2 separate regions of the Mus musculus genome follow, and region 1 is linked to region 2. The links are chromatin loops, found by intact Hi-C in ENCODE. Cell type or tissue: heart. All regions are shown on one strand. Each heading gives the region's core, and the rest is flanking DNA. Links, peaks and the distances in the headings are about the cores only. Region 1 has its middle 17 kb from the start of Cyp4a31. Region 2 has its middle 30 kb from the start of Efcab14.

The links. Peaks named below come from ENCODE experiments on the same cell type or tissue, not always from the same donor. Only the 100,000 strongest peaks of a DNase experiment are listed, where the experiment ranks them.
Region 1: a loop joins it to region 2, with 2.8 times the contacts of the local background. A loop is called at or near these places in 2 of 42 quality-filtered maps.

What each region holds. Positions count from the first base shown.
Region 1 is chr4:115,538,792-115,554,354 of GRCm38, reverse strand. It overlaps the pseudogene Cyp4b1-ps1. Among named protein-coding and RNA genes, the nearest start is that of Cyp4a31, 17 kb to the left of the region's middle. In heart, for the core only: no CTCF peak of the experiment used is centred there; DNase peaks (open chromatin) are centred at 7,674, 8,044 and 9,064.
Region 2 is chr4:115,700,037-115,715,599 of GRCm38, reverse strand. No RefSeq gene overlaps it. Among named protein-coding and RNA genes, the nearest start is that of Efcab14, 30 kb to the left of the region's middle. In heart, for the core only: CTCF peaks have their summits at 3,694 (motif pointing right), 5,343 and 5,594 (motif pointing right); DNase peaks (open chromatin) are centred at 5,589 and 6,449; H3K4me3 peaks cover 335 bases.

The DNA of each region.
Region 1 (15,563 bases), core at 4,496-12,495, 160 kb after region 2:
GGGACCGTCATAGATGTGGTGGTGAAAAGATTGTAAGAGTCAGAAGACCATGAATCCTGTGGCCAGAAAGTCTTTTAGACATGGCAGGGGAGTTGTAGCTATGAAATCTCAACAATGTAGTTACCTAAATAAGACCTGCTTAATCAGTTACTATGCAAACAATGATGGAGAAAATGTCACAAGACTTCATCCCTTGGTAAAGAGCCTTAGGCAACAAATGGGAAGGGGAAAATTAGTTTTATCCAAAGATGATACCCTTGGTAGGTCAAGTCATCAGCCCTAAATGAATCTACATACCAAATATATAATGAAAGAATATCTTGAATTTGACAGAGCCTGGGAGAGTAGAAATGGGAGGAGTTGAATAGAGAGCAGGAGGTATGGAAATGATATAAGTACAGTACTCATGTATAAAATTATCAAAAAGATGAAAAAAAGAAAATTAAAAAACAACTTCCAGTTAATCCCATGATGTGGTCAGACTGAGCATTTATTGAATAAGTAAATTACAGGATCAAATACTGAATAAAAAGTTTCACATACTTCCTTGCAAAATACTACATATAATAAATTATTTGTTTTAACAGGATCACCTCACTGGCTAGAGGTACAGCCTAGATTCTAACCCAGGCAGTCTGTTAGAGGGACTTTGTGGCTAGCTATGGATGTAAAGAAGATGGTGGTTAGGCTGAGCCTCTGGACCATATGTCAGCCCATGAACTTCTCAGAAACCATTTCATGTTTCCCTTAATATTCAACAGAGCAGAAGGTGTCAGAGATGATCTGTGTTGGTACAAAGTTTCCAGGGAGCTCATGTAAGGTGTATAGTCAGCCTGTGACTAGATGCTGGCTGTGTTGTCTTCTCAATGATTTTCATGAGTGATTTGGAAATGTATAAGTCAATCTTTGGTGGGACCCTGGCAGAGGGTCCCAAGGTCCCCAGAGGACTCTCCACACTCCAGGCCCTCTAGAACACCCAGGATCTGGGGATCACTGGTGAGTGGAACTCAACATCAGTTCCAAAAAGTCCAGGAGGTTCTTATGCCAGCTGAAACAGGGACAAAGGAACCACGCCTGATCAGAGGTTGTGATTCCTTTTGGTTGGGGCCAGCCCTGCGATGTCTTTGGCACGAACCCAGTGGAGGGTCCCAAGGTAACCAGAGGACTCTCCATGCTGCATGAGTCCTAGCACACCCAGGATCTTGGGATCACGGAGACCAGTCTACTCAGAAAAGCACTTGAGCGGTAGAAGCAACAGAGCTTCTTGGACAGGGTCCCTTCAGGCCTTCATCCTCAGCCAGGAGGCAGAGCTGAGACCAAGATCCTTAGGCACCTTCCTTGCCAGAGGAGAGTCAGCCTCTAAGGCAAGCTCTGACCCCAGGACTCAGGAGGTATATCTGAGCTCCAGACTTCTGGGCACCTTCCCTGCCAGAGCAGAGCTTGCCCGAAGAATGAGCTCTGATCTTTGGAACTCAGGAAAAAGTTGGACTCCCAGGAGTACTGACAAAGGCTAACAGAATCACAGGAGGAACAAGCTTCAGCCAGAGACAGCTAGAACATCTAATACCAGAGATTAACAGATGGCAAGAGGCAAACCTACGAATCTTACTAACAGAAACCAAGACCAATGGGCATCATCAGAACCCAGTGTACCTACCACAACCCAAAGCACACCCGAAAAGGAATGCTCAGATTTAAAATCATATCTCATGATGGTGGTAGAGGATTTTAAGAAGGGCATTAATAACTCACTTAAAGAAAAACAGGTAAAAGTCCTTAAAGAATTACAGGAAAACACTGCTAAACAGGTAGAAATCCTTAAGGAGGAAACACAAAAATCCCTTAAAGAATTACAGGAAAACACAACCAAACAGGTGATGGAATTGAACAAAACTATCCAAGATCTAAATAGGGAAGTAGAAACAATAAAGAAAACCCAAAGGGAAATAAATCTGGAGATAGAATCCCTAGGAAAGAAATCAGGAACCATAGATGCAATCATCAGCAACAGAATACAAGAGATGGAAGAGAGAATCTCAGGTGCAGAAGATTCCATAGGGAACATGGACACAACAATCAGAGAAAATGCAAAATCCAAAAAGATCCTAACTCAAAACATCCAGGAAATTCAGGACACAATGAGAAGACCAAACCTACTGATAATAGGAGTAGATGAGAATGAAGATTTTCAAATTAAAGGGCTAGCAAATATCTTCAACAAAATTATAGAAGAAAACTTCCCATACCTAAAGATAGAGATGCCCATGAACATACAAGAAGCCTACAGAACTCCAAATAGACTGGACCAGAAAAGAAATTCCTTTGGATACATAATAATCAGAACAACAAATGCACTAAATAAAGACAGAATATTAAAAGCAGTAAGGGGAAAAGGTCAAGTAACTGATACAGGCAGTCCTATTAGAATTACAACAGACTTCTCACTGGAAACTATGAAAGCCAGAAAATCCTGGACAGATGTCATACAGACCCCAAGAGAACTCAAATACCAGCCCAGGGTACTATACCCTGCAAAACTCTCTATTAACATAGATGTAGAAACCAATGTATTCCATGACAAAACAAAATTCATACAGTATCTTTCCACAAAACCAGCCCTTCAAAGGGAAATAAAGGGAAAACTCCAACACAAGGATGGAAATTATGCCCTAGAAAAAGCAAGAAAGTAACTCTTCAACAAATCTAAAAGAAGACACCCACAAGAACAGAACCCCAACTCTAACAACAAAAATAACAGGAAGCAACAATTACTTTTCCTTAATATCTCTTAATATCAGTGGACTCAATTCCCCAATATAAAGGCATAGACTAACAGACTGGCTACATAGACAGGACCCAACATTTTGCTCCATACAGGAAATCCACCTCAGAGACAAAGACAGACACTGCCTAAGAGAAAAAGGCTGGAAAACAATTTTTCAAGCAAATCGTCCCAAGAAACAAGCTGGAGTAGCCATTCTATTATTGAATAAAATTGATTTCCAACCCAAAGTTATTAAAAAAAAAAGAAAGTAAGAAACCAAGGAGGGGCACTACATACTCATCAAAGGTAAAATCTTCCAAGATGATCTCTCAATTCTGAATATTTAAAATATCTGAGATTTTTCATTTATTTTAAATGTAAGCACTCATAGTTATAAACTTTCCCGTTAGAAGTGCCTTAGCCCAAAAGTTCTGGCAACTTCTACATTCATCTTCGTTTCTTTTATTCTCTAAAAGTTTTTATTGATTCTTGTGAACTTCACTTCCAAATGCAAGGGCAGACACATGCATCAGGAAACTTTAGTAAAGCTCAAAGCACACATTGCACCTCACACAATAATAATGGGAGACTTCAACACCCCATTCTCATTATTGGACAGATCCTGGAAACAGAACTAAACAGAGACACATTGAAACTAACAGAAGGTATGAAAGAAATGGGTTTAACAGATATCTACAAAACATTTTACTCTAAAACAAAAGGATATACCTTCTTCTCAGCACCTCATGGCGCCTTCTCCAAAATTAACCATATAACTGGTCACAAAACAGGTCTCAAAAGATACAAAAATATTGAAATTATCCCATGCCTCCTATCAGATCACCACAGATTAAGGCTGATCTTCAATAACAATATAAATAATAGAAAGCCAACATTCACGTGGAAGCTAAACAGCACTCTACTCAGTGATAAAGAAAGAGATTAAAGACTTTTTAGAGTTTAATGAAAATGAGCCACAACACACCCAAACTTATGGGACACAATGAAGGCAGTCCTAAAAGGAAAACTCATAGCCCTGAGTGCCTCCAAAAAGAAACTAGAGAGAGCACACACTAGCAGACTGACAGCACACCTAGAAGCTCTAGAACTAAAGAAAGCAAATTCACCCAAGAGGAGCAGATGGCAGGAAATAATCAAACTCAGGGCTCAAATCAAGTAAGTGTAAACAAAAAGAACTATTCAAATAATCAACTGCTTGTGGATCTGAATTACTCTCGGGTTTTAAAGACTTTTAGATGCATCATTTGAGATTTTTTTCATTTATTTTAAATGTGAGCACTCATAGCTATAAACTTTCACCTTAGAACTGCCTTAGCTCAAGGGTTCTGGAAACTTCTGCTTTCATTTTCCTTTTCTTTTTTTCCTTAAAATTTTTTATTGATTCTTTTTGAACTTCACGTCATATATCCCTGTCCCACTCATCTCGCAGTCCCTTCCTATTAACACTCCACACTTACAACCTCCCTCCACTCTGCAAAAACCACAAACAAAAATAAACAAACAAAACAATGGTTAGAAAACATCTCATTGGAGAAGCTATAGTATGTCACAGTGTGTCCCGCAGTTTATCCTTCTGTCCATACAGCTTAACTTACAAATGTTCATTGCAATGACTCATTGGTTTGGCTTGGGATCTCTGGCTTCTGTGACACCATCAATATTGGATCTCCACCAGGACTCCTCCTAGCTATCCTGTTGTTGCCTTGTGTTGTAGTTTTGGATTTGCAGCTTCCATGCACCCAAATAGTTTATAGATAACATAGATTTTGGAGTGGGTCAACTCAAAGCCCTGGATCTGGGCCTGGTTGGTAGCTGAGCTAGTTAGCTATCCAGTTCTCTCTTACCTGTACCTTCAAGGGTGAACTCTCTAGCACTCTAGCTATGCTACTCAGTGCTGCCATGGCTGGAGGCATGCTTAGCTCTCCCCCTCTCATGCACCTGCGACCTCCACACCAAAACCCATGACTCCAGACTCAGCTCCGCTATGGTTTCCATGCAAGGCTCAAGGCCTACTCTCCCAAGTACTGTGACCAGTGAGGGGCTGGGCAGCTCTCCTGCTCTCACAATCTCAGAGCTGGCTCAGCTATGCCTTCACCATCAGGGCCAGCTCCACTGTCTTACTCAGGCAAGATGCAGGTCCTATTCTCCTAAATGTTATAGCCAGTGAGGGTCAGAGACATCTCTTCTCCTTTCATTACTTTGGAGGAAGCTCTCCTAACTACAGTTGGCAAGGGGCAAGGTAGGGGAGGGCATTACCCCTGTGCCCCGGCCACTTCACACCATTTGATGGACTGGGACAGGATTCCTGTGCTCTCACCCTCAGGGCAAGCTCACATAGCACCACTACCATCGGGGTGAGCTCTACTGTGCTGTCTTTGTGAGGTGTAGGGTCCACTCTACTCTTGGCCTAGTTTTGCCGACTGCAGAAGGTGCTAAGAGATGATGGGTACTTACATTTGCTTACTGGAACCTTTTTGATTTCTTCTCTAATTTTTTAATAACTCGCAATTCATTCACAAGTATTTTGTTAACTTTCTATATATTTGTGTAATTTCTACAGTTTTCCTTGCTATTGATTTATAGGTTTATTGCACTGTGATCTGAAAAAAACTCACAATATCTTTTTATTTTATTTTATTTTTTTACTATTGTATTTAGTAAGATTTGATTTTTTCATTTAAACAATTTTTTATTAGATATATTTTCATTTATAATTCAAATTCTATCCTGAAAGTCCCCTATACCCTCCCCTCGGCCTGCTCCCCAACCCACCCACTCCTGTTTCCTGGACCTGGCGCTCCCCTCTATTGGGGCATATAATCTTTGCAAGACCAAAGGCCTCTTTTCCCAGTGATGGCCGACTAGGCCATCCTCTGCTACATATGCAGCTAGAGAGACAAGCTCTGGGGGTACTGGTTAGTTAATATTGCTGTTCCTCCTATAGGGTTGCAGACCCCTTCAGCTTTCTCTAGCTATTCCTTTGGGTCCCCTGTGTTCCATCCAATAGATGACTGTGGGCATCCACTTCTGTATTTGCCAGGCATTGGCATAGACTCATAAGAGAGAGCTATATCAGGATCCCGTAAGGAAAAGTGTTCTGGCATATCCAATGGTGTCTGGGTTTGGTGGTTGTATATGGGATGGATCCCCGGGTGGGGCAGTCTCTGGATGGTCTTTCCTTCTGTCTCAGCTCTGAACTTTGTCTCTGTAACTCCTCCATGGGTGTTTTGTTGCCCATTCTAAGAATGAACGAAGTATACACACTTTGGTCTTCCTTCTTCTTGAGTTTCATGTGTTTTGCAAATTGTATCTTGGATATTCTAAGTTTCTGGGCTAATATCCGGTTATCAGTGAGTGCATACCATATGTGTTCTTTTGTGAGTGGGTCATGTCATTCAGGATAATATCCTACAGATGCATCCATTTGCCTAAGAATTTCATGAATTCATTGTTTTTAATGGCTGAATAGTACTCCATTGTGTAAATGTATCACATTTTCTGTATCCATTCCTCTGTTGAGGGACATCTGTTTTTTTTTTTTTTTATAGCTTCTGGATATTATAAATAAGGCTTCTATGAATATAGTGGAGTATGTGTCCTTATTACAAGTTAGAGCATCTTCTGGGTATATGGCCAGGAGAGGAATTGGTGGATCTTCTGGTAGTACTATGTCCAATTAAAACTAGAGACACTGAAACTTATAGAGGAGAAAGTGGGGAAAAGGCTCGAAGATATGGGCACATGGGAAAAATTCCTGAACAGAACAGCAATGGCTTGTGCTGTAAGATTGAGAATTGACAAATGAGACTTCATGAAATTGCAAAGCTTCTGTAAGGCAAAAGACACTGTCAATAAGACAAAAAGGCTACCAACATATTGGTAAAGTATCTTTACCAATCCTAAATCAGAGAGGGGACTAATATCCAATATATATAAAGAACTCAAGAGAATGGGCTCCAGAAAATCAAGTAACCCTGTTAAAAGTGGGGTACAGAACTAAACAAAGAATTCTCAAATGAGGAATACCGAATGGCTGAGAAGCACCTGAAAAAATGTTCAACATCCTTAATTATCAGATAAATGCAAATCAAAACAACCCTGAGTTTCCACGTCACACCAGTCAGAATGGCAAAGATCAAAAATTCATGTGACAGCAGATGATGCTGAGGATGTGGAGAAAGAGGGATTCTCCTCCATTGTTCATCGGATTGCAAGCTGGATTTTTAATGTTTTTAATTGGACTGAAATTATACCACTAACCCCTTCCTTTATTCAGAGACACCAGGTACCTCAAATTGAGAGCTTCTTTTAAAAAATTATTGTTACATACCTCTGTGTGTGTGCATGAGTATTGAGTATTCTCATATATATATATATATATATATATATATATATATATATATATATATATATATATATGTATGTGTGTGTGTGTGTATATATATAGTTGGTGGTTTAGTTCCTGGGAGGTTTGCAGGGGTGTGGTTGGTTGATATTGTTGTTCTTCCCATGGGGTTGCAAACCCCTTTGGTTCCTTCACTCCTTCCCCCAATTCCTCCATTGGGGTTCCCATGTTCAGTCCGATGAATATCTTACTTTGTTAGAGAAGATCTCTTACTAAACCTGTTGCTCTCCATTTTGGAAACACTGGCAGGTCAGCAATCCCCTCCCTCCATCTTTCTATCTCACCCTTGGCTTACAGATGCTAACCATCATGTCTGTCTTTTAAGTAGGGGGCTGGAGTTCAAACTCAGGTCTTCATGCCTGGGAAGCAAGTGTTTCTCCCTACTGAGCCATCTCCCCACGCAGATACATTTTATCCTCAAGCAGTCCCCAAGAGCACTGTAGCTCCCTCACACTGGAGAAGCAGGGAACTTGTTCCTTGGATACTGCCTAACTGATCTTTAGGTCCATTAGGGAATGGCCTGAGTGGATTTGTTGACAGGAAGGAAGCTCAGTCATGATTTCCGGTCAGCTCTATCTCTTGAGATAGTTCTGTTGGCCTTTGAATGCACTGTTCCCACTTATGAAAGGTCATGGTTCAATTAAGCTTCATTGATGTCCCATTCTTATCTGATTCCTGAAGTGTAACTTACTCAGACTATTGGAGAGCAAGTCCTTCCCATTGCTCACTGCTGCTGGGTTTAACACTGGTGCAAATGAAGGGTTGGGGGCAGGTTGCTCAGGAGCTGGGTGCAGTGACTTATCTTTATGTCCTGTTTTCCTGTTTCCTTCCTTTGTGAGAAAACAATCTGTCCCAGCTCTGATAGTGGTGGTCATGTTGCAGCACCAGAGGATAAATCTGAGGCATTTGTTGTATAACTCAGAGAAGTTTGCCAGCAACCACATGACCCATAGAAGAGCAATGTCTCAGCAGTCATTTTGAGGGATTACAGCTGCAAAATGGGTCCAGATGCTGAGAGCTGTCTTCACTCTAATGGGCTCCTGGGGACAATCAGGGCTCATAGGAGAAGGCTGTCTCAAGGGAGGCCATGGCAGTCTGTGACTGAGGCCAAGGTCTCATGTCTATGGTTAGGATGCTACAGAAGGGCACAGGAATGCTGCCTGGAGCTGGGAAAGACAGGAGCAGAATGTAAGGAACCCCAAGCTGGGGAACAACCCATTCAAGAGTATCCAATTAAGAGGATTTAATCAAATTAAGTAATTAATTAAGAGTAATTAATCCAATTAAGTGTATCAGAGTTCTTTAATTTTGAGTGGCAGCCAATAGTAGGTTAATGCTTCAGAGCTTCTTGGTGCCAAAATTCAGGGGTACAGCACTTCTCAAGAGAAAACCCACAATTACATCAATGCTAGCGAAGGGTCAGAGTAAGCTTGTAACATTATTTAGTTATTTGATATAACATGACAATTATTTTGGTTAATATACTGGGTCATGTTTGGAGACACAGAAATGTGTTGCCAGAACACATGGCTATTGGGAGGGAAGAGTGTTGAAAAATCTCTAAGCAGATACAAAATGAAGTCAGAACAAGATGGTGTTACCTTGGTCACTTTAAGTGCAGACAGAAAAGAAGAGAAACAGGGCAGAAGGGAGAAGTTCAGGGATGCCAGCCAGAAAGGAGGAAGGTGGCAGGAGTGTTCCTTTTATCTATAGGTAAAGATGATTTTTATCACTTTTGCTCCTTGCCATTGCACACATAAGGCAACGTTTTGTGTGGAATTGAGTATTCAGAAAGATGATTCTGCATGGAGATTACAGCAAACTCTGTAGAACACTGGGGCCAGACTTGCAGAGAAGGCACAGCTGGTGGTAGGATAATCTCTTGGGTCTTGGAGGGGAGTGGCTTGGGTGAGACAAAGATTCCTGGATTTAGAGCAGCAGTTCTGGGACTGGAGAGGGTATTAGAAATGTACATGAAACAGGAGGATGGAAGTAGATTCCAGGGGAATGGACAGTATCCTTCCTTCTCTGCCCAGAAACCTGGTATATGCTGGGAATTCTGTGCTCCCGTGTAGTCCTTGTCTTCTGTTACTTTTTCACATCCAGAAGTTAGGAGACTTGGACAAGGTGGGTACATGGACCGAACAGTTCCCCTATGCCCACCCACTCTGGCTTGGACAGTTTGTTGTTTTCCTGAACATCTATGAGCCTGACTATTCTAAAGCTGTATACAGTCAAGCGGGTAAGGTGCCCTAGAGAGAGGGTGGGGTTTTCTGGAAATCATGGCCCCAGGGATGAAGTTGGGTGAGGTCAGGGCTTGTGTCTAGACTCTGGGAAAAGAATGACCACATCCCTACCTAATTTATCACTATTCCTCATTTGAGAATGTCCTATTTCTCCTTGACTGATGTCCCCTTGTCCTGCAGCCCTGAAGGCTGCATATGTTTATGACTTCTGCCTCCAGTGGATCGGTAAGTAAGCGTCTATCTTTCTGTGTCTTCCCTCCCTCCCTTGTGCTAAGTGACCAGAATCCTGCCCTGCCACAGTGGTCACCCCTCCATTGGCCTGCCTGTCCTAAGCTTAGTGTCTCTGTGGGGAGGTGGGGGAGCAATAAAAGAGCTTCTACCTGTCAGGGGATATCCTTGCTGGACATTCCACTTTCCTCCCAAGCAGAGGCTAGGCAATGTGTGCTTGAAGAGTGGCTTCCTAGAGGGGGGCAACCCTAGAGTTGATCATGTAGGATATTATAATGGTGGTGTTTTCCAGAAGAAGGGTCTGAGGAGAGGTCAAATAATAGTTGGCCACTGAGGTTGCAAGGTGTCTGAGGGACTTGAGTAGAATGCAGACTTCTATTAGTAGATGAGGCTGGGCAGGGAAGATGGGCCAAGTTTAGCTGTTATTATGTAGACTGATGTTGAAGATATTGGGAGCCATTGAGTCATCTTCTTTTAATTGAGTGATTAATTACTTAATTTTGAGACAAGGTCTCACTATTTTGCCTTAGCTGATCTATGTAGAACAGACTGGCTTTGAACTCACAAAGATCCACCTGCTTCTGACTCCTGTGTGCTGGGATTAATGGTGTGTAATACCGTATTCTTTTTAAACTTTTATTTATTTGTGTGTATGTTTCTGTGGATGTATGCCACTTATGCATAGGTACCTGTGGAGCCAGGTTGAATGTCCGAGAAATGGACTTAAATGTGGTTGGGAGGTATTGTGTATGTGCTGGGAACTGAGCCAGGTCTTGTGTAAGAGCATTAAGGACTCTTGACACATCTCTCTCGAGTTCACTGTGCCTTCTTGACCCAAGGTCATATATGTCTCCCAAGTTCTTTTAAAAAACAAGACAACAAAACCAAAACAAAAACAAAAGCCCATGGCAATTTCCTGGGAGCTAAGAAAGGGCTGGTTAACAGGAAGGCAACAATCCTAGACTTAATTGACTTAGTTAAGGTCTGCTACCTTCTCCATGTTGGATACTAGCAGACTGGGATTGGGACCAGAGTCTCGGCTGGGTCTTGTAGTGCCTGTCCCCCATCCATGTAGTGTTCCAGGCTTGGGATTGTCAGAAGCTGTGATTGATCTCAGCTCTCAGGGGTAGAGTAGGATTGTCTGGACTTCACAGCCTCCATCTCTCCTCCCTTCTCAGGAAAAGGCCTACTGGTTCTGGAAGGGCCAAAATGGTTCCAGCACCGCAAGCTGCTCACACCTGGCTTCCATTATGATGTGCTGAAGCCCTATGTGGCCATATTTGCTGAGTCCACACGGGTGATGCTGGTGAGTTCCCTTCCAGTGGCAGGCTCCTAGCACTGTGGGCTTCTAGACCATCCCTATCCCCATTTGCCCTGGGTGAAGGCAAGTGGTGCTCTCTTGGGGAGAGAGTCCCCGAGGCCCTGTCATCCTTATGCTTGTAGCAATGGTGCCAAAGGCCTGCTTTGCCTTCCTCTCTCTGCTGTATGCTGTGGAGGCATCCAAGCATTGAGGTTGCTTGGGGCTTGTCTCTACCAGGAGACCTGTTTCTTTCTGTTTACAGAATTTAGTTCTGGGAAGCCACCATACGTGCCCTACTGGAGATTTGAAGGTAGCCTATGTTTCAGAGTATCATAAAATACTTTACACTTCCAAATTTATTTACATTTTCACACTTGTTTAGACCCTCATCACTGAGGACAATGCCAGGTCTCACTTAGGTGCTTGGAGCTGGAAGAATGGGGCAATACTCCTTCTGTTTCTATTTTGTGCAATAACTTGAGGAGTATTGGTGTTTATTAACTTTTTTTTCAAAAGTCTGGTAGAATTCTGCACTAAAAAATTAGGCTTTGACAAGCCCCTTCCGCTCCACTCGAGCCCCGGGCTACCTTGCCAGCGGAGTTGCCTGACACCCACAAGGGCCCACACAGGATTCCCCACGGGATCCTAAGACCTCTGGTGAGTGGAACACAGCGCCGACCCCAATCCAATCACGTGGAACCTGAGACTGCGGTACATAGGGAAGCAGACTACCCGGGCCTGACCTGGGGCACAAGCCCCTTCTGCTCCACTCGAGCCCCGGGCTATCTTGCCAGCGGAGTCGCCTGACACCCGCAAGGGCCCACACAGGATTCCACAAGGGATCCTAAGACCTCTAGTGAGTGGAACACAACTTCTGCCAGGAGTCCGGTTCGAACACCAGATATCAGGGTACCTTCCCTGCAAGAAGAGAGCTTTCCTGCAGAGAATACTCTACCCACTGAAACTAAGGAGAGTGCTACCCTCCCAGGTCTGCTTATAGAGGCTAACAGAGTCACCTGAAGAACAAGCTCTTAACAGAGACAACTATAACAGCTAGCTTCAGAGATTACCAGATGGCGAAAGGCAAACGTAAGAATCCTACTAACAGAAATCAAGACCACTCACCATCATCAGAACGCAGCACTCCTACCCCACCTAGTCCTGGGCACCCCAACACAACCGAAAATCTAGACCCAGATTTAAAAACATTTCTCATGATGATGATAGAGGACATCAAGAAGGACTTTCATAAGTCACTTAAAGAATTACAGGAGAGCACTGCTAAAGAGTTACAGGCCCTTAAAGAAAAGCAGGAAAACACAGCCAAACAGGTAGAAGTCCTTAAAGAAAAACAGGAAAACACATCCAAACAGGTAATGGAAATGAACAAAACCATACTAGAACTAAAAAGGGAAGTAGACACAGTAAAGAAAACCCAAAGCTAGGCAACGTTGGAGATAGAAACCCTAGGAAAGAGATCTGGAACCATAGATGCGAGCATCAGCAACAGAATATAAGAAATGGAAGAGAGAATCTCAGGTGCAGAAGATTCCATAGAGAACATCGACACAAATGTCAAAGAAAATACAAAACGCAAAAGGATCCTAACGCAAAACATCCAGGAAATCCAGGACACAATGAGAAGACCAAACCTACAGATAATAGGAATTGATGAGAATGAAGATTTTCAACTTAAAGGGCCAGCTAATATCTTCAACAAAATAATAGAAGAAAACTTCCCAAACATAAAGAAAGAAATGCCCATGATCATACAAGAAGCCTACAGAACTCCAAATAGACTGGACCAGAAAAGAAATTCCTCCCGACACATAATAATCAGAACAACAAATGCACTAAATAAAGATAGAATATTAAAAGCAGTAAGGGAGAAAGGTCAAGTAACATATAAAGGAAGGCCTATCAGAATTACACCAGATTTTTCACCAGAGACTATGAAAGCCAGAAGAACCTGGACAGATGTTATACAGACAGTAAGAGAACACAAATGCCAGCCCAGGCTAATATACCCGGCCAAAGTCTCAATTACCATAGATGGAGAAACCAAAGTATTCCACGACAAATCCAAATTCACACAATATCTTTCCACGAATCCAGGCCTTCAAAGGATAATAACAGAAAAGAAGCAATACAAGGACAGAAATCATGTCCTAGAACAAGCAAGAAAGTAATCCCTCAACAAACCAAAAAGAAGACAGCCACAAGAACAGAATGCCAACTGTAACAACAAAAATAACAGGAAGCAACAATTACTTTTCCTTAATATCTCTTAACATCAATGGACTCAATTCCCCAATAAAAAGACATAGACTAACAGACTGGCTACACAAACAGGACCCAACATTCTGCTGCTTACAGGAAACCCATCTCAGGGAAAAAGACAGACACTACCTCAGAGTAAAAGGCTGGAAAACAATTTTCCAAGCAAATGGTCTGAAGAAACAAGCTGGAGTAGCCATTCTAATATCGGATAAAATCGACTTCCAACCCAAAGTTATCAAAAAAGACAAGGAGGGACACTTCATACTCATCAAAGGTAAAATCCTCCAAGAGGAACTCTCAATTCTGAATATCTACGCTCCAAATGCAAGGGCAGCCACATTCATTAAAGACACTTTAGTAAAGCTCAAAGCACACATTGCACCTCACACAATAATAGTGGGAGACTTCAACACACCACTTTCATCAATGGACAGATCGTGGAAACAGAAACTAAACAGGGACACAGTGAAACTAACAGAAGTTATGAAACAAATGGACCTGACAGATATCTACAGAACATTTTATCCTAAAACAAAAGGATATACCTTCTTCTCAGAACCTCACGGGACCTTCTCCAAAATTGACCATATAATTGGTCACAAAACAGGCCTCAACAGATACAAAAATATTGAAATTGTCCCCTGCATCCTATCAGACCACCATGGCCTAAGACTGATCTTCAATAACAACATAAATAATGGAAAGCCAACATTCACGTGGAAACTGAACAACACTCTTCTCAATGATACCTTGGTCAAGGAAGGAATAAAGAAAGAAATTAAAGACTTTTTAGAGTTTAATGAAAATGAAGCCACAACGTACCCAAACCTTTGGGACACAATGAAAGCATTTCTAAGAGGGAAACTCATAGCTCTGAGTGCCTCCAAGAAGAAACGGGAGAGAGCACATACTAGCAGCTTGACAACACATCTAAAAACTCTAGAAAAAAAGGAAGCAAATTCACACAAGAGGAGTAGACGGCAGGATATAATCAAACTCAGGGGTGAAATCAACCAAGTGGAAACAAAAAGAACTATTCAAAGAATTAACCAAACGAGGAGTTGGTTCTTTGAGAAAATCAACAAGATAAATAAACCATTAGCTAGACTCACTAAAGGGCACAGGGACAAAATCCTAATTAACAAAATCAGAAATGAAAAGGGAGACATAACAACAGATCCTGAAGAAATCCAAAACACCATCAGATCCTTCTACAAAAGGCTATACTCAACAAAACTGGAAAACCTGGACGAAATGGACAAATTTCTGGACAGATACCAGGTACCAAAGTTGAGTCAGGATCAAGTTGACCATCTAAACAGTCCCATATCCCCTAAAGAAATAGAAGCAGTTATTAATAGTCTCCCAGCCAAAAAAAGCCCAGGACCGGACGGGTTTAGTGCAGAGTTCTATCAGACCTTCAAAGAAGATCTAATTCCAGTTCTGCACAAACTATTTCACAAAATAGAAGTAGAAGGTACTCTACCCAACTCATTTTATGAAGCCACTATTACTCTGATACCTAAACCACAGAAAGATCCAACAAAGATAGAGAACTTCAGACCAATTTCTCTTATGAATATCGATGCAAAAATCCTCAATAAAATTCTCGCTAACCGAATCCAAGAACACATTAAAGCAATCATCCATCCTGACCAAGTAGGTTTTATTCCAGGGATGCAGGGATGGGTTAATATACGAAAATCCATCAATGTAATCCATTATATAAACAAACTCAAAGACAAAAACCACATGATCATCTCCTTAGATGCATAAAAAGCATTTGACAAGATCCAACACCCATTCATGATAAAAGTCTTGGAAAGATCAGGAATTCAAGGCCTATACCTAAACATGATAAAAGCAATCTACAGCAAACCAGTAGCCAACATCAAAGTAAATGGAGAGAAGCTGGAAGCAATCCCAGTAAAATCAGGGACTAGACAAGGCTGCCCACTTTCTCCCTACCTTTTCAACATAGTACTTGAATTATTAGCCAGAGCAATTCAACAACAAAAGGAGATCAAGAAGATACAAATTGGAAAAGAGGAAGTCAAAATATCACTTTTTGCAGATGATATGATTGTATATATAAGTGACCCTAAAAATTCCACCAGAGAACTCCTAAACCTGATAAACAGCTTCGGTGAAGTAGCTGGATATAAAATTAACTCAAACAAGTCAATGGACTTTCTCTACACAAAGAATAAACAGGCTGAGAAAGAAATTAGGGAAACAACACCCTTCTCAATAGTCACAAATAATATAAAATATCTCGGCGTGACTTTAACTAAGGAAGTGAAAGATCTGTATGATAAA
Region 2 (15,563 bases), core at 2,481-10,480:
CCAGCTCGGTTTTTTTTTTTTTTCCTGCTGAATAACACTCTATTATATACAGGCCATACACTTCCATTATCCATTCATCAGTTGATAGCCATCTAGGCTGTCTCCACTTCCTAGCTGTTGTGGCTAGAACAGTGATGCTCAATGATGAGGAGGCATCACTGAGGAGAACAGAGTCTTTTGGGTCTATTCCCAGGAGTGATATTGCTGGATCCTGGGGTGGATCTATTAATAGCTTTTTGAAGAACTTACACACTTATTTTAAAAGTGTCTGCAATATTTAGCTAGTGCTAATTCAACTTTATAGGAAAGTAAATTGTTTATATCAGTATGCACCATAATATACAGTAGAACAGAATTGTCAACTTAGTGTCTCTAGCACTAAGCTTTGTCAGTCTGCTTGATCTTTATACATTGAATAGAGAAAACTAGAATTTTTCTGGAGTCTGGCTTTCATTTCTCTACTGCTCAGACTGAGCCATTTTTAAACATATATTAAGAATATTTATTTATGAACCTGAGATAAATGTCTTCATTCATTTAATCATTCTTTAATATCTAGCTGTATAATCTCCCCTCCAATTGCTTATTGTTGAAAAAATGTTAGGGCCATAGCCTGTCTACAAGAGTAAAAATCAACACACACACACACACACACACACACACACACACACACACACACACACACACACTCACACACACTCTTGCAACATTTTATTTAGCCCTCTATTTGCATATAAATATCAATATCTTATTTTATTTTGAATTATTTGAAATTAACTGTCAAATTATGAAATTTCCATATAAGGCATAGAAGAGCATTCTTCTGAATGACAATAACATAATTATTACTTTCAGGAAATTTAACATTGATTCATTAGCACCCTTTAACATATTGTTTAAGTTCCATTAATATCCTTTAGGATCCAATCAAAGATCTCACATTGTATTCAGTTGCTTTCTCTATTCTTCTTCTTTAACCTGGAACAGTTTCTCAGCTTGTTATTGATTGATATAAGGTTTGGCTTTGAAGATGTATTCTTAAAATTTTTATTTTTATTTTACTTTATGTATATGGTTATTTTGCTTGCATATATGTCTGTGTACCACTTCTGCACCTGGTTCCTGAAGAGGCCAAAAGAGGGCATGGGATCCATTGGGATTGGATTCACAGGGGATTTTGAGCCACAATGTGTGCTGGGAATCAAACTTGAGTCCTCTAGAAGAGCAGCCAATGCTCTTAACCACTGAGCAATCTCTCCAGCCCACAATGATATCTTTGAAAGTACAGGCTACAGGCTGTTTTTAAAACAAGTCTCTAAGTTTAGATTTAAGACATTCAGGACATTTACTATACTGTCAACAATTATTTATATCCTCATGACAGATTCAGGTTAAGCTTTTTAGGCAGGAATGTTATTATATCAGTGACATGTTATCTAAGGACAAACATATTTTTCTAATTAATGGTGATGTTAGCCTTGATGACTTGGCTAACTAAGGAAGTTTCTCTTAGTACTGCAGTGCAATTACTTGTATATAGATCTTTCATAAACGTGTTTTATATTTATGCCTACTTATTTTATATAAACAGTTGCCAGATTAGGATAGTTCAAAAGATGATTTTTGAGTTTTCAGTGGTGGGAGAGTGATTTGAATCCAGTGTGAATCATATGAAGGATTGTGTTGTATGGTTTGATATTCTCTTTTGATAACAGGTAGTGACAATAAGTTCCAGACACTGTCAGCTATAGGATCACAAGCATCAAGAACCAGTAGTCTGTAGTGTGCTTTATTGCTAAACCTCTACTGAGGACATTTAATAGCTTAGTTATTCTGTGCATTTTAAACTTCTAACATTTTAAGCTGTGATAGTTTTACTGGTTGAGATGCAAGCACATTGTGCGTTGGGGAGAGACAGTAATGGTCTTGCTGCCACAGATGGAAACTTTAAATATTGTTCCCTGATTCTCTCTCTCTGCTTTAAAAATTTAAAAATATTTTACGAGTGTATTTTTCATTATATTTAGTGTTGAGTTTAATATAGACAATTTCTTCCAAGTATATAATGTGCTTTGACTATATCCATACCTCTTCTGTTCTTTCCTTTTAGTCTTCCCAGTCTCTGATAGTCTCCCCCTTCTTCTAATCTCCTTTCTGCTTTCACATCATATATACATATGGTTTTATGTGTCTATAGGAGCTACAAATAAGAAAGACATATCTGTCATTTTTTGTGTGTTGAACTTAATTTGCTTAATATGATGATTTCCAGGTGGATCCATGTTTCAGCAAATGACATAATTTCATTCTTCTTCATGACTGAATAAAGTGCCATTGTTTATTTATAAAACATTTATCCATTCATCTGCTGATGGACACATTAGCTATTATGAATGGTGCTTCAATAAACATAGCTATGTGGGTCTCTGTAGTGGGCTGATTTATAGTTCTCTCAGTGTAGACCCAGCAGTGGTCTAGCTAGGTCATATGGTGTTCTGTTTTCAGGTTTAGATTTCCATAGTGACTGGAGCACTTACAATCCTATCATCAGTATAGAAGGCTGGCCTTTCCCCCACATTCTTGCCAGTGTTTGTTTTCTTAACGATTCTGACAGAGGTGAGAAAGAACTTTAATGTAGTTTTAACTTGCCTTCCCCTGATTGCTAAAAATGTTGAACACCCTTTTTTCATGTCTATTGGCCATTAGCGCTTTATCCTTTGAGAATTGTCTGTTGATTTCAATAGCCCATGTATTGACTGGATTATTTGAACTTTGATGTTTTTTCTTCTTTTTTGGTTCTTTACATTTTCTTTTTTTCTTTTTTTTTTTTTTGCCCATTTCTTTTTTTTTTCCATTTTTTATTAGGTATTTAGCTCATTTACATTTCCAATGCTATACCAAAAGTCCCCCATATCCACCCACCCCCACTCCCCTGCCCACCCACTCCCCCTTTTTGGCCCTGGTGTTCCCCTGTACTGGGGCATATAAAGTTTGCAAGTCCAATGGGCCTCTCTTTCCAGTGATGGCCGACTAGGCCATCTTTTGATATATATGCAGCTAGAGTCAAGAGCTCCGGGGTACTGGTTAGTTCATAATGTTGTTCCACCTATAGGGTTGCAGATCCCTTTAGCTCCTTGGCTACTTTCTCTAGCTTCTCCATTGGGAGCCCTATGATCCATCCATTAGCTGACTGTGAGCATCCACTTCTGTGTTTGCTAGGCCCCGGCATAGTCTCACAAGAGACAGCTACATCTGGGTCCTTTCAATAAAATCTTGCTAGTGTATGCAATGGTGTCAGCGTTTGGATGCTGATTATGGGGTGGATCCCTGGATATGGCAGTCTCTACATGTTCTTTACAGTTTCTAGATATTAATCTTTAATCCTCATCAAAGTTCCAATAACATCCTTTACAAAATAGAAAAAAAAATTCTAGGATTCGTATAAAAATCACAAAAAGACTCTTAATAACCCAAGCAATTGTGAGCAAAAAGAACAATGCTGGCTGGAGCCATAACTGATTCCAAACTATATTACAGAGTCATAGTTATAAAACCAGCATGGTGGTGGTTAAGAAACAGGGTCAGTGGACTAGAACCCAAAGATTAAAATTAAATCCGCACAGCTATAAACACATAATTAAAAAAAAAGATTTATTTATTATTATATCTAAGTACACTGTAGCTATCTTCAGACGCACCAGAAGAGGGCATCAGATCTCATTACAGATGGCTGTGAGCCACCATGTGGTTGCTGGGATTCAAATTCAGGACCTTCAGAAGAGCAGTCAGTGCTCTTAGCCACTGAGCCATTGTGGAGAGCCGTGAGCAATCGCCATTACAAGATGGTGCTGGCCTCCACTGTGCCTAACTGGTAAACAAGTAATGTGCGCAGGTGCAAGAGTAAATTCATGCCAAGTCACTGCCCACCCCGGGGCGTAGTAGTGGGGTGATGAGTGAGCAGCTAATCAGGAGCTGACACGTCACACGGAGGGGTATATAAGCAGCACCATTTTCCGGGTTTGGGGTCTTCCTTCAGATGAAGCAATAAAGCTTTGCTGTAGAAGAATCCGGTTGTCCGAGTGAATTCTTGCCGGCGAGATACTAGCTTGGGACAAGCCATCTCTCCAGCCCCAACACATAATTTTTAGAAGAGTAATTTTCCTTTATTTTTGAGAAATTTTATACACACACACATACATATATATGAAACATGGTAATATCCACCTCCCACTTTCCCCATCCAACTTCCCTCAAACCCCTCAACACACTTGCCTCCTAACCTCTTTTTTTTTTTTTTTTAATCTACTAAGCCTCAGTTGCTGCTGTGCACATTGTGTTTGGATGTTGGGGTGTGGGACAGACAATGGAGCATGGGAAATCTGTTAGTAGCACATATTGTAAACAAGGAAAAGAAGAAAGAGTGATTCTCTCTCCCCAGATGTAGCAAGTGTCAAGAGCTCCTCAGAAGGATGTGGCCTGGAGACCACCCTGCCTCCATCTAGTCTGGATTTTTTTAGCCATGTAATTTTGATGAAGACTTCAGAAACATATATTGAAGAAAAGATAGTGTCTTCAATGTAGTGGAAATGCTGGGAAAATGGAATATTCAGTGTATATGTTACTTTTTGTTGCTGTGATAAAACTTATGGCTGGACGTTACTTAAAGGAGAAAGAATTTATTCAGCTTCTGGTTCCAGAGGAAGAGTCAATAATGGCAGGGGAGGCAGGGGAGGCAGGGCAGCACACAGCCAATGCAGGAAGCTGAGAGATCACATCCATCTCCATCCATATATAGGAAGCAGAGAGTGAGCTGGAAGTAAGGTGATGCCATAGCTCTGAAAGCCCACCCCAACGGCATACTTCCTGCAGCAAAGTTTCTTGTCCCAAAGATTCCGTAACCTCCCAAAGTAGCACCACCCACAGGGACCATATATTTAAATATGTGAGCCTATGAGTGAAAGTTCTCATTCAAACCACTGCTCATTCATAGAAAAACAAAGTGTCTCTGCCTCTCACCTTGCTCCAAAATCAATTCAAAATGGCCTAATGTCAGCCCCCAAACTATGAAACCATTAAAGGAACGTATAGGGGAAATACTCCAAGATACATGCATAGACAAAGACGTTCCTCTTCCCCTGGAGAGGGACTACTGAAGTGCAGGGCCAACTTCTCAGATCCTCCTTGGGGTTTTGGATGCCCAACATCAAAGTGCTTGACCACAAAGCACTTGAGGTTAGCTTAGGAAAGTGTCCCAAAGGCATGGCCATTTGGGATTCACGGCAATTCTGAAATATGGTAGGGATTGTCACTCCATTCTTACAGCTAAGCAGATAGGCTCAGAGAGGCGAAGGGCTGCATGTACCTTCACACGGCCGCTGGATAGCTGAGATTGTTTGTGCTACACCACATCTACCTCCTTGGGGGATTTGGTAGCCAGCAGAGAGGCCAGACTTTGGCCTCGAGAGGCCAGACTTTGGCCTCTCTCCCTCCCCTCCGCCCCCCTCCCTCGCTCTCGCTCTCCCTCCCTCGCTCTTTTGCTCTCTTTCTCTCCCCCGTCCCGCCCCCAGTGGAGCTACCTCCTTTGGCCAGCAGAGGGAAGCACTGAAACATAGAAACATCTAGCTTAGCAGCTTGGTTTAGGATCCTCTCCCGACCAGAACTTCTGCAGAGTTTTAGGCAGATAACAAACGACAGACATTTACTGAACACAGTGTATCCAAGTCATAACTACATGTATTGCTTTAACCTTAAACAACTTTGCCTGACAGGGATACCCATCTCCATTTCCCAGATGGAATCTGTTTCAGAGACTGTCCGGTGGCCTTGGAGCTGGTATATGGTTTGCCTGGAATTTTGACCCAGGTTTTCTGGCTCTTGAGGATTAGTGCTTCCTCACAGTAGTCTCAGAACAAATGTTGGTGACTTAGTGGCATAGACTATGTCTGAAGCCTGAGAGCTGCAGCCTTCACTTCTTTAGATCAGAAACTGTAATTCTTTCATATCTTTACTTTCTAAAATTTTCACGACCCAGTGCGTTTCATCAATGTTGATTACAGGGCCATGGCTGAAGGATTGTTTACAGGCACAATCTGTACCTTATCTGTAACTAAAGGAAATATCTCTCCCTCATCAACTGAGACTACATGTAAGTCCTCAGGAAGGAAGCGTGCTTCCTTCTCCCTTCGATGGGAAGGGGGCGAAGGACCTAATCGTATGCAGATGTTGTGTAGGCGGTCGCAGCTGCTGTAAGATCATGAGCAGAACTCAGCATTCCACACGGATCCTTCACTTACTACATTTTTCTTCTGCATTGTTCCCTGATCCTTGGTTGGGTGGGTAGGACTGATATCCGTGTCTCACTCTTGACTGGATACTCATTCACTTGTAGCTTGTTATTTGCTGACAGCAGCACTCCTCCACCGACATTAACTTAGTTATGGAGAAGCAGATCTGTTTAGCAAAACAATAACAGTTGCTTCCCTGGTAGGTCACGTGACTTCCGCAGCCCAGGCCTTTTGACAGGATTTATAATCTCATAGTTCAGGAATTTTGTTTTGTGTCTGCTTTTAGATCTTATCATATTTGTGACTTTTAAACACATTATTTTTATTGAGAACAATTTATGCAACATAGTCTGATCATGCTCTTCCTTCCTCCAACTCTTCCCAGATCCTCCCCACCTCCCCATCTAACTCCAGGCCCCTCTCTCTCTCTTTCAAACAAACAAAATCAACAACGCCAAAATAAGAAAAACAAGAAATACAACACAAAAACATACATCACCACAAAAACATAGAAACAAAAACCAAAATATACATGCCAAAGGCCAATGTTAAAAAAATGCAAAATGAGGCAAAAACATCTACAAAGATACTGTTGAGTTTGATTTGTGTTGCTATCTACTACCGGGCTAGGGGCCTCCTCTGAAGTGTGGTTACTATAACCAGTGAGACTCCACTGGAGAAAACTGATTTTTTTTTTCCTTTGCCATCAAGTATCAGTTGCAGATAATCTTCTTGATTAGGCTTGGGATCCTAATCTGCTTCCCTCTCATGGTGTTGGGACCCTGCTTGCCTTGAACTTTTGCAGGCAGGCCCTGTGTGGGCTGCCATAGTGTCTGAGTTCATATGTGTGTCAATCTTGTTATGTCTAGAAGATGCTGTTTCCTGGAGCCACCCTTTATCTCTGGCTCTTACAGTCTTTCTTTTTCTGCATAGAATGTTGAGCCCTTAAAGAAGAATTTGATGAAGATATCCTGTTTATGTGAGTGCTCCAAAGTCTGTCACTCTTAGAGACTTAATCTTGACAGGAATCCCACTCAGAAGTAGAAGCTCTTAGGGAGGCCAGCCTATGTTTCCCCACAATCTATTCCCGGCAGTTTTCTCTGGCTTCCTTCATTTTCTTGGCCAAAAGTTTAATGTATTCTGCAGCTTCCTCCTTGCTTGTCTTAGTGCCCCCCCTCTCTCTGTTTCTCTCCCATTTTTGTTGTTGTTTTAAGACAGGATTTCTCTGCGTAGCTCTGGCTATCCTGGAACTCACTTTGTAAACCAGGCTGGCCTAGAACTCACAGAGATCCACTTGCCTCTGCCTCCTGAGTGCTGGGATTAAAGGCATGGGCCATTACCACCTGGCTTCTTAATGCACATTTCGTCAGAGCAACACATTAGCATTTGTGTTGTAGGATACTCTGAATCTTGGGTGCTTCGGTCCATGTTTTTTTTTTTTTTTTTTAAAAAATGTTTCTTGTTTAAGGGCTCTTTGAATACATATTGGTGGGCATCATCTTCTATAGAGAGGTTGAAAAGATTTCAGATTTTGCTAGCTCCTCTGATCTCCAGCTGCTGAGATACAGTAGTACCTGTCAGTCCAGAGATATAATAAATATTCTTCTCTCTGTCTCTGTTTCTCTGTCTCTGTCTCTCTCCGTCTCTCTCTGTCCCTCTGTCTGTCTGTCTGTCTGTCTGTCTGTCTCTCTCTCTCTCTCTCTCTCTCACACACACACACACACACACACACACACACACACACCAAGTTGAAAACATTCAATCTGGCATCTACCAATAGACTTGTGCATCCTTTCTCCAGCTCTCATTGGTCTACAACAATTCTCTTTACTCACCAGCAGGTACCCTCTGCTGTGCATCAAGACACCTCTGCTTCATGGGAAACACTTGTATGTCCTTTCTACTGATTCAGACCATACAACCCTGTCACTCTTCACCCCAGAAATTGGCAGCTTCTTCTGTGCTGTGCACTTCCTATACAAAGTGCAAAGTTTGCTTTTCATTATCCACCTCCATGTGTTTCTGACAGATGTTTAGTTTAGGATTTTGATTACTGGGAAACCATTCCCCCCCCCCCCCCCCCCCAGTATGCCTGGCAGAGCTCCAGCCAGTTTCTAAGTTAGTTCTAGAGAATATCCCAAGTCTGCAAAGTTGCCTGCCTGGTCCTGCTGGGATAAACTCTGGAGCTAATACATGTTCGCAGATTTAAAGCAAGTGTGTATGCACAAGTAGAAACTAAAGGCTGCAGAGTTGGATGCTCTGGGATGATCAGTCATGACACCTGGGCAGAGAGTCATTGTCTAAGTGGTAGCAGTCAAGCAAACTGACATTCATGGCCAGGTTTCCTCAAGTCCTGTTGCTCTGAAGTCACTGTGCCCTTTGGTTCTCAAGAATGACCATCTGGGATCTGTTTCAGTGTATGGTCGAAGAAAACCAGTCCTATCCTCCCACCTCTATCTTTTTTCTTTTCCAATTTTTAATTAGATATTTTCGTCATTTACATTTCAAATGCTATCCCGAAAGTACCCTATACCCTCCCCCCCCTCCTGCTCCCCTACCCACCTACTCCCACTTCTTGGCCCTGGTGTTCCCCTGTACTGGGGCATATAAAGTTTGCAAGAACAAGGGGCCTCTTTTCTCAGTGATGGCCGACTAGGCCATCTTCTGCTACATATGCAGCTAGAGACATGAGCTCTGGGGATACTGGTTAGTTCATATTGTTGTTCCACCTATAGGGTTGCAGACCCCTTCAGCTCCTTGGATACTTTCTCTAGCTCTTCCATTAGGGGCCCTTGTGTTCCAACCAATAGATGACTGTGAGCATCCACTTCTGTATTAGCCAGGCACTGGCATAGCCTCACATGAAAGAGCTATATCAGGGTCCTTTTAGCAAAATCTTGCTGGCATGTGCAATAGTATCTGAGTTTGGTGGCTGATTATGGGATGGATCCCCGGGTGGGGTAGTCTCTGGATGGTCCATCCTTTCGTCTTAACTCCAAACTTTGTCTCTGTAACTCCTTCCATGGGTATTTTGTTCCCTATTCTAAGGAGGAATGAAGTATCCATGCATTGGTCTTCCTTCTTCTTGATTTTCTTGTGTTTTGCAAATTGTATCTTGGGTATTCTAAGTTTCTGGGCTAATATCCACTTATCAGTGAGTGCATATCAAGTGATTTCTTTTGTGATTGGGTTACCTCACTCAGGATGATATCCTCCAGATGCACCCATTGGTTTTTTGGCCTCTTTTTACCAAGAGTTGAGATCCAGGCTAGAGCGATGGCTCAGAGGGTAAGAGCACTGGCTATGCTTCCAGAGGACCTGGCTTCAATTCTTGGCATTCACACTATAGCTAACAAGTCATCTGGAACTTCAGTTCCAGAGGATCCGATACTGTCTTCTGACCTTCATGGGTTCCAGGCATTCACACAGTGCACATACACATGTCAGGCATATACACAAAGGCAAAACTCTTATACACAAAATAAACAAATCTTAAACAAGGACTGAGTTCATTCCAATCCCTCTTTGGGTATGAGATGCTCTGTGAGGTTTGCGTCTAATAAACCCAAGGAGGCACAGGTGACGCTACTTGCTTCTGAGATTATGCTGTCTTGAAGGGCAGTAGGTCTCTGTTAGGCTCTCTCTCATTGGTTGTTTTTGTAGTCTAACTGCCATGTGATGAGGAAGGCTAGCTTAAACAGAAAAGCCAGGTATCTCCTGCAGCAGAGGTCTCAGGGAAACACGTGCGCTGTGGTGTATGGGTGAGCAAGCCCTCCAGGGCATTCTATTCCTAGCTACTGTCTAACTGTCATATGTCTATGACCTGGGCCTGCTGTACACACACACACACACACACACACACACACACACACACACACACACACACACACACACATGGGTGATGTAAGTATGTTTCTCTTGGTCTTATTGGTTTTCGTCTCATCTTCTCTTCTCTCCTCTGCTGTGCATTAAGTTCTATTTTGGTCTTAACCATGGGAAAGTGGCTTCAATGTAGCATGCATTTCTCCAAATCTGGTATTTGGGCTAGAGGTCTTCAGGCTTAGGCTTTTGAATCTACACATCAAGAACTTCACTTTGATTAAAAAGACTTGCAGGACTAGCTGATGAAGAGGTATGTGGTGGGGAAGACGGAAGTAAACATCACAGTCCATTGTTTGCTCGGTCCACAGCTAATCTACAGGCAGGGTAATTTCATCTCAAAATTCTTTCTCTTATTTCCTTCTTCAACTGAAAGAAAGTTCTCATCTTAGGAACAAGTCTGTCGTCTTCCTAGGCCAATTGGAAAGATTGCAGATTAGAATAACATTCTCCCCCGTTCTGTTATGTGTTTACTGAGTTGTATAATCAGAGCTATGGGTGTACACTAGCCCTTAGGAATGTTAGACTAGGGACTAGAGAGAGACTGGCTACAAGCATGGGCTGCAGAAGGCTTCTTGATAGGGCTGTTGTTTTAGTTGGGGAGAATATTCTAGGTACAGGTTGTCCTGGGCCTTCTCCAGATGAGAAAGATTTGCAAAGTGTGAGCAAAGACGCTCACTCTACTCCCCTCTCTTGAAGTGCCAACTTTTCTTCCTTATGTGGGAAGGACTCCTGGCTTTGCTCAGTTAACACTCCATCTTCTCTCCCTCTACCCTTATATTGCTCTGTGATTTCATCACAATCACCACAATGTTGCAGGCTTCTGAATACTTTCTTCTTTTTTCCACCTCTGGGCCTTTATTCTTGCAGTTCCCTTTCTTCAGAGGGAAGGTCTTTCTTTTCCCTGTCCCCCTCAGGCTGTCTCTCACTATCTTACAGGTCTTGTCTCTGTAGCTATCTCCCCAAATCACATCTACAGGCTAAACAACAACATTTTTTTCTGTTTATGTTTCCATGCATGTTTGTGTCCTCTAAGTGTTCCCAGGCTGACCTCTGAATTGCAGGCAAATCTGCCAGCGACCCATGGTTGAGTGGCAATTTAGCTTGTTTGCTGTGAGCAGGTAGGTGGAGTTGGCAGTCCCTGTGCCCTGAAGTGGATTTCCAACTCAAGGTTCAGGACATACAGAATGTAATAGGATTAGTAGGTATATAATTAGACAGTTACAAGTGAAGGAGTAGACTCTGGGAGGGACGTAAGTGTCATTTTAGTTTCTAAGGGCCTAAGTTCTGTCTCAGAGTCAAATGACCTGGGTTGTAACCTGGCACCAATCCTGATTTGCTGTGTGGTCTTGGCAAGCTGTCCCTCTCTTTTTGAGTCTTGATTTTCCATGGGTCCTGAGCTAGATCTGCTGTAGGTGGTGTGTAATTGAGGCTGACACTGTTCCTGTGAATACAAAGCAGGCAGTCCAAAGGGGATGCATATATACTAAGATGGCTCACTCATTCTTTTTTTATTTTTTATATTTTTTATTACATTTTTTCCCTCAATTACATTTCCAATGCTATCCCAAAAGTCCCCCCCCCCCACTCCCCTACCCACCCATTCCCATTTTTTGGCCCTGGTGTTCCCCTGTACTGGGGCATATAAAGTTTGCCTGTCCAATGGGCCTCTCTTTCCAGTGATGGCCGACTAGGCCATCTTTTGATACATATGCAGCTAGAGACAAGAGCTCCGGGGTACTGGTTAGTTCATAATGTTGCACCTACAGGGTTGCAGATCTCTTTAGCTCCTTGGATACTTCCTCTAGCTCCTCCACTGGGGGCCCTGTGATCCATCCAATAGCTGACTGTGAGCATCCACTTCAGTGTTTGCTAGGCCCTGGCCTAGTCTCACAAGAGACAGCTATATCACGGTCCTTGCATCAAACGCTTGCTAGTGTATGCAATGGTGTCATTGTTTGGAGGCTAATTATGGGATGGATCCCTGGATATGGCAGTCTCTAGATGGTCCATCCTTTTGTCTCAGCTCCAAACACATGAAACTGAAGAAGAACGAAGACCAAAGTGTGGACACTTTGCTCCTTCTTAGAATTGGCTCACTCATTCTTATACAGATGGCTGATGTACATACAGATGGTCCCAACAAAGGGGAAAAGGATGGTTTTGTGCTCTCCAAGGTCCTGAGTCACCTTCAGTTGCTGCCTCTACCTCTCTGAGTTTCAGTTTCTCCTATGGCATGAAGATGGTAATTCTAGATGATGGAAGGTATTTATAAAGGTTAAGTGAAAATAACACAGCTGAAGAAGGCCAGAAGTCACGGTATGAACTGCAGTCAGAAAGAGAAATGTGCAGGGGTTCTCATGGAGGGAAGTGTTTCTGCCTGAGGTGGGGGAGAGCTGAGAAGGCTTCCCAGGCCAGGCTTTAGAGGGTGTAGAAGCTCCCTCTGACAAGGGCTCGGGTGGAACTGTAGGCATGAAGGTCCCAGGGCTTACTGCAGAGCCCAGAGGCTCTGCTAACTCCCCCATGTGCCTTCTGTCTGCTCAGTATTGCTGTCTCACTTCCTGTTTGTTTCCTGTCATCCGTGATTGCTTTGAGGCTGCCTACCTTTTCCCTCTTACTTCTCCCATCAGGACAGCCTCCCCACTGCCCGCAGCCTGTCACCTTCTCAGAGAAGTGTCCAGTGTCCTCACTGGTCCCCTCAGAACATGCTTTTCTCTCTACTCAGCTCTCACACCCCTACTTCACCTGTACATAGGCAGTATTGCACTGCAGCTCACATGTTACATGTATGTTTGGATCTTTTCCATCTAATCCTCCACTTTGCCCTGAAACACTTGTTATTTCCATGGTTTTATTTATTGCTATTGTTATTATTATTTAAAAATATGTATTTTATTTATGTGTATGTGCATATGTGCACCAGGGTGCAGGAGACTGGAGAGATCAAAAGAGGCTCCAGAGTCCCTAAAGTTGCAGTTACAGGTAGTTGTGAGCTTTCAGGTGGGTGCTGGGAGCTAAATCCATGTCCTCTGCAAGAAAGGCAAGTGTCCATGACCACTGATTCATCTGTCCAGCTCCAGATTTTATTTGTCATCTTTTACTTTTAAAAAGATTCACTAGATCTTAATAGCTTTCCCCAGGACAGGACTATAGATGGAACAAGGGAGACACAGGGGTTCAGGTAGCTCTTGAAGTTTTGAAAACTGTGCTAAGCCTAAGTATTGCTCTTTCACCCAGCAGCCAGAGGGTGGGGTCAGGACCCATAGGTAATTGCACTCAGAGCAGTTTTGCTACCTGGTAGGTCCTGCTTGACCTCAGAGAGGCGTAAAGTGTTGGGTGTCAGAACTCCAGTTCATTTGTTAATCTTGGGAAATAGCTAAGAGCAGAAAAGATGATGTGAATGACAGAAGACAAGGGCCAAGAAACAAAGGCATTCTGTCTTCCAGTGACTCTCCTTTCTCTCTCTCTTGAGATCTAGAATGGGTAATTCATCCCTTCAAAAAGTGCTGGGTGTCAGAGACATGCCTTCCTCAAGCTGATGTGCCTTCTTCCCCCAAATGTGGTGGAGGACTAAGAAATATGGGTTTAAAGGATCTAAAGATTGGATACACGGGTGTGTGGTGGATCCGGGAATGGGAGGGAGTGTCTAAAGGGGACTCTGTGTCCCATGGGATGCTCATTACTGCCAGAAATGGAAAGGCATCTGGCATTTTGGAAAATAGACAAAATCATTTTCATCCCCTGGGCTTGGGAGGAACTTCACAGAAGAATATTTTGGGTTGCAAAATGATGGATGAAAATGAGATCTTAGGAGGAACAAGCTACAGATGTGCATCTCAGTGTTCTCTTTAGCTCTTTCTGGGAAAACTAACCACCGAGTCAGTCCCCTGAGGGACTGCAACTGAGAGAATTCTAACTGCAAGTGACTCCTGGTAGTTTGTGGGATGTCACTGGGGAAATCCTCCTTCTCCCCTTCCTCTCTCTATTTTTACGCCACTTGTAATCCTTGAGGTTCTCTCCGTTTCCATGGCTTTAGTCCTTCACAGGCTGATGGCCCTTGAAAGAGACATCCCAGTTTCTTCTCTTCCTTGTCTCCTAGCTTTCTAGGTGTCTGTTTCCTTTTCTGCCTGGATTTAGTCTTGGCACAATGAAAATCGAGGCAGTCACAGTGTGCTCACCATCCCTAGGTGAGGGGTGATATGTGAAGGCTGTCTCACCAGTCAGGCGGATGCTTTGGAACCAGAATTTTGTGATTTACCTGGCAGTGATTGTAAGGAAAGGAGGATGACTCCTACTGCCTGGATTTCCAGCACTACCTTGAAGTTTTTTTTTTTTTTTAATTTGTATGTATGTATGTATGTATGTATGTATGTATGTATGTATGTATTTATTTATTTATTTATTTATTTATATTTATTTTGCTGAAAGGACCCTGATGCCTTGAAGTTTTGATTGATGACCACTTCTCTAGGCTCTCTCCTGTGTTTAAGAACCGAGCAATACACATCTCTACTTGGATGGCCTCTGGGCACTCATTGCTCTTTGCAGTTTATGCTGATCTTAAATTTTTGCATCCTTTGCCTTTCTCCCCCAAACTTGCCTCATTTCGGTTTTCTCTTTCTCTCTCAGAGAACACCATAATCTCAGGTGCTCTAGTTAATGCTTTTATTTTGAGGCAGCGTCTACCTTTGTAGCCCTGGTTGGATCAAACTAGTCTGAAATCCATAGAGATTCATTTCCTCCTGCCTCCTGAGTTCTGGGATTAAAGGTACGAAACCACTTTGCCCAGCCCCCAAATTAATAATTTTGAAAATACCCTTAATTATTTTCCCTTTCTTGTATTTTGCTTCTAGTTTATCATTAAAACTAATAGTTTCCCTTTTCCTAATATTTAGTATGGTCCTTCTGAAAGTCCTTTAGTCTTACCACAAACCTGTGAATGTCTATGCCTGCTAACCATTTTCCACAGTTTCAGATTAAGGTGTCCTCACTCTTATTAGACAAATTCTTCATGTGTGCAACAGACTCCACCTCCACTCCATTTCTTAAATTGTGTCATAAGTTGTTCATTCTATCCTTCATTTAAAAAAAACTTCTCTCTAGCCTATACTCTTGCCCAAGTCTCCTCTAAGTCCCTAAACACCCTTGCCTGACACCACATTCCTTCTACCCCACATCTCTGCATTTTAGTTATCTACAGGTCTTAAAGGTGTTTCCTACAATCTGACTTATCTTTTTATAACAATTATCCTCTGCTTATATCCAGTACTCCATTGACATGATGCTTTCCAAGATTGATGTTTTTATTATTATTATTATTTATTATTACGTATTTTCCTCAATTACATTTCCAATGCTATCCCAAAAGTCCCCCATACCCTCCCCCCACTTCCCTACCCA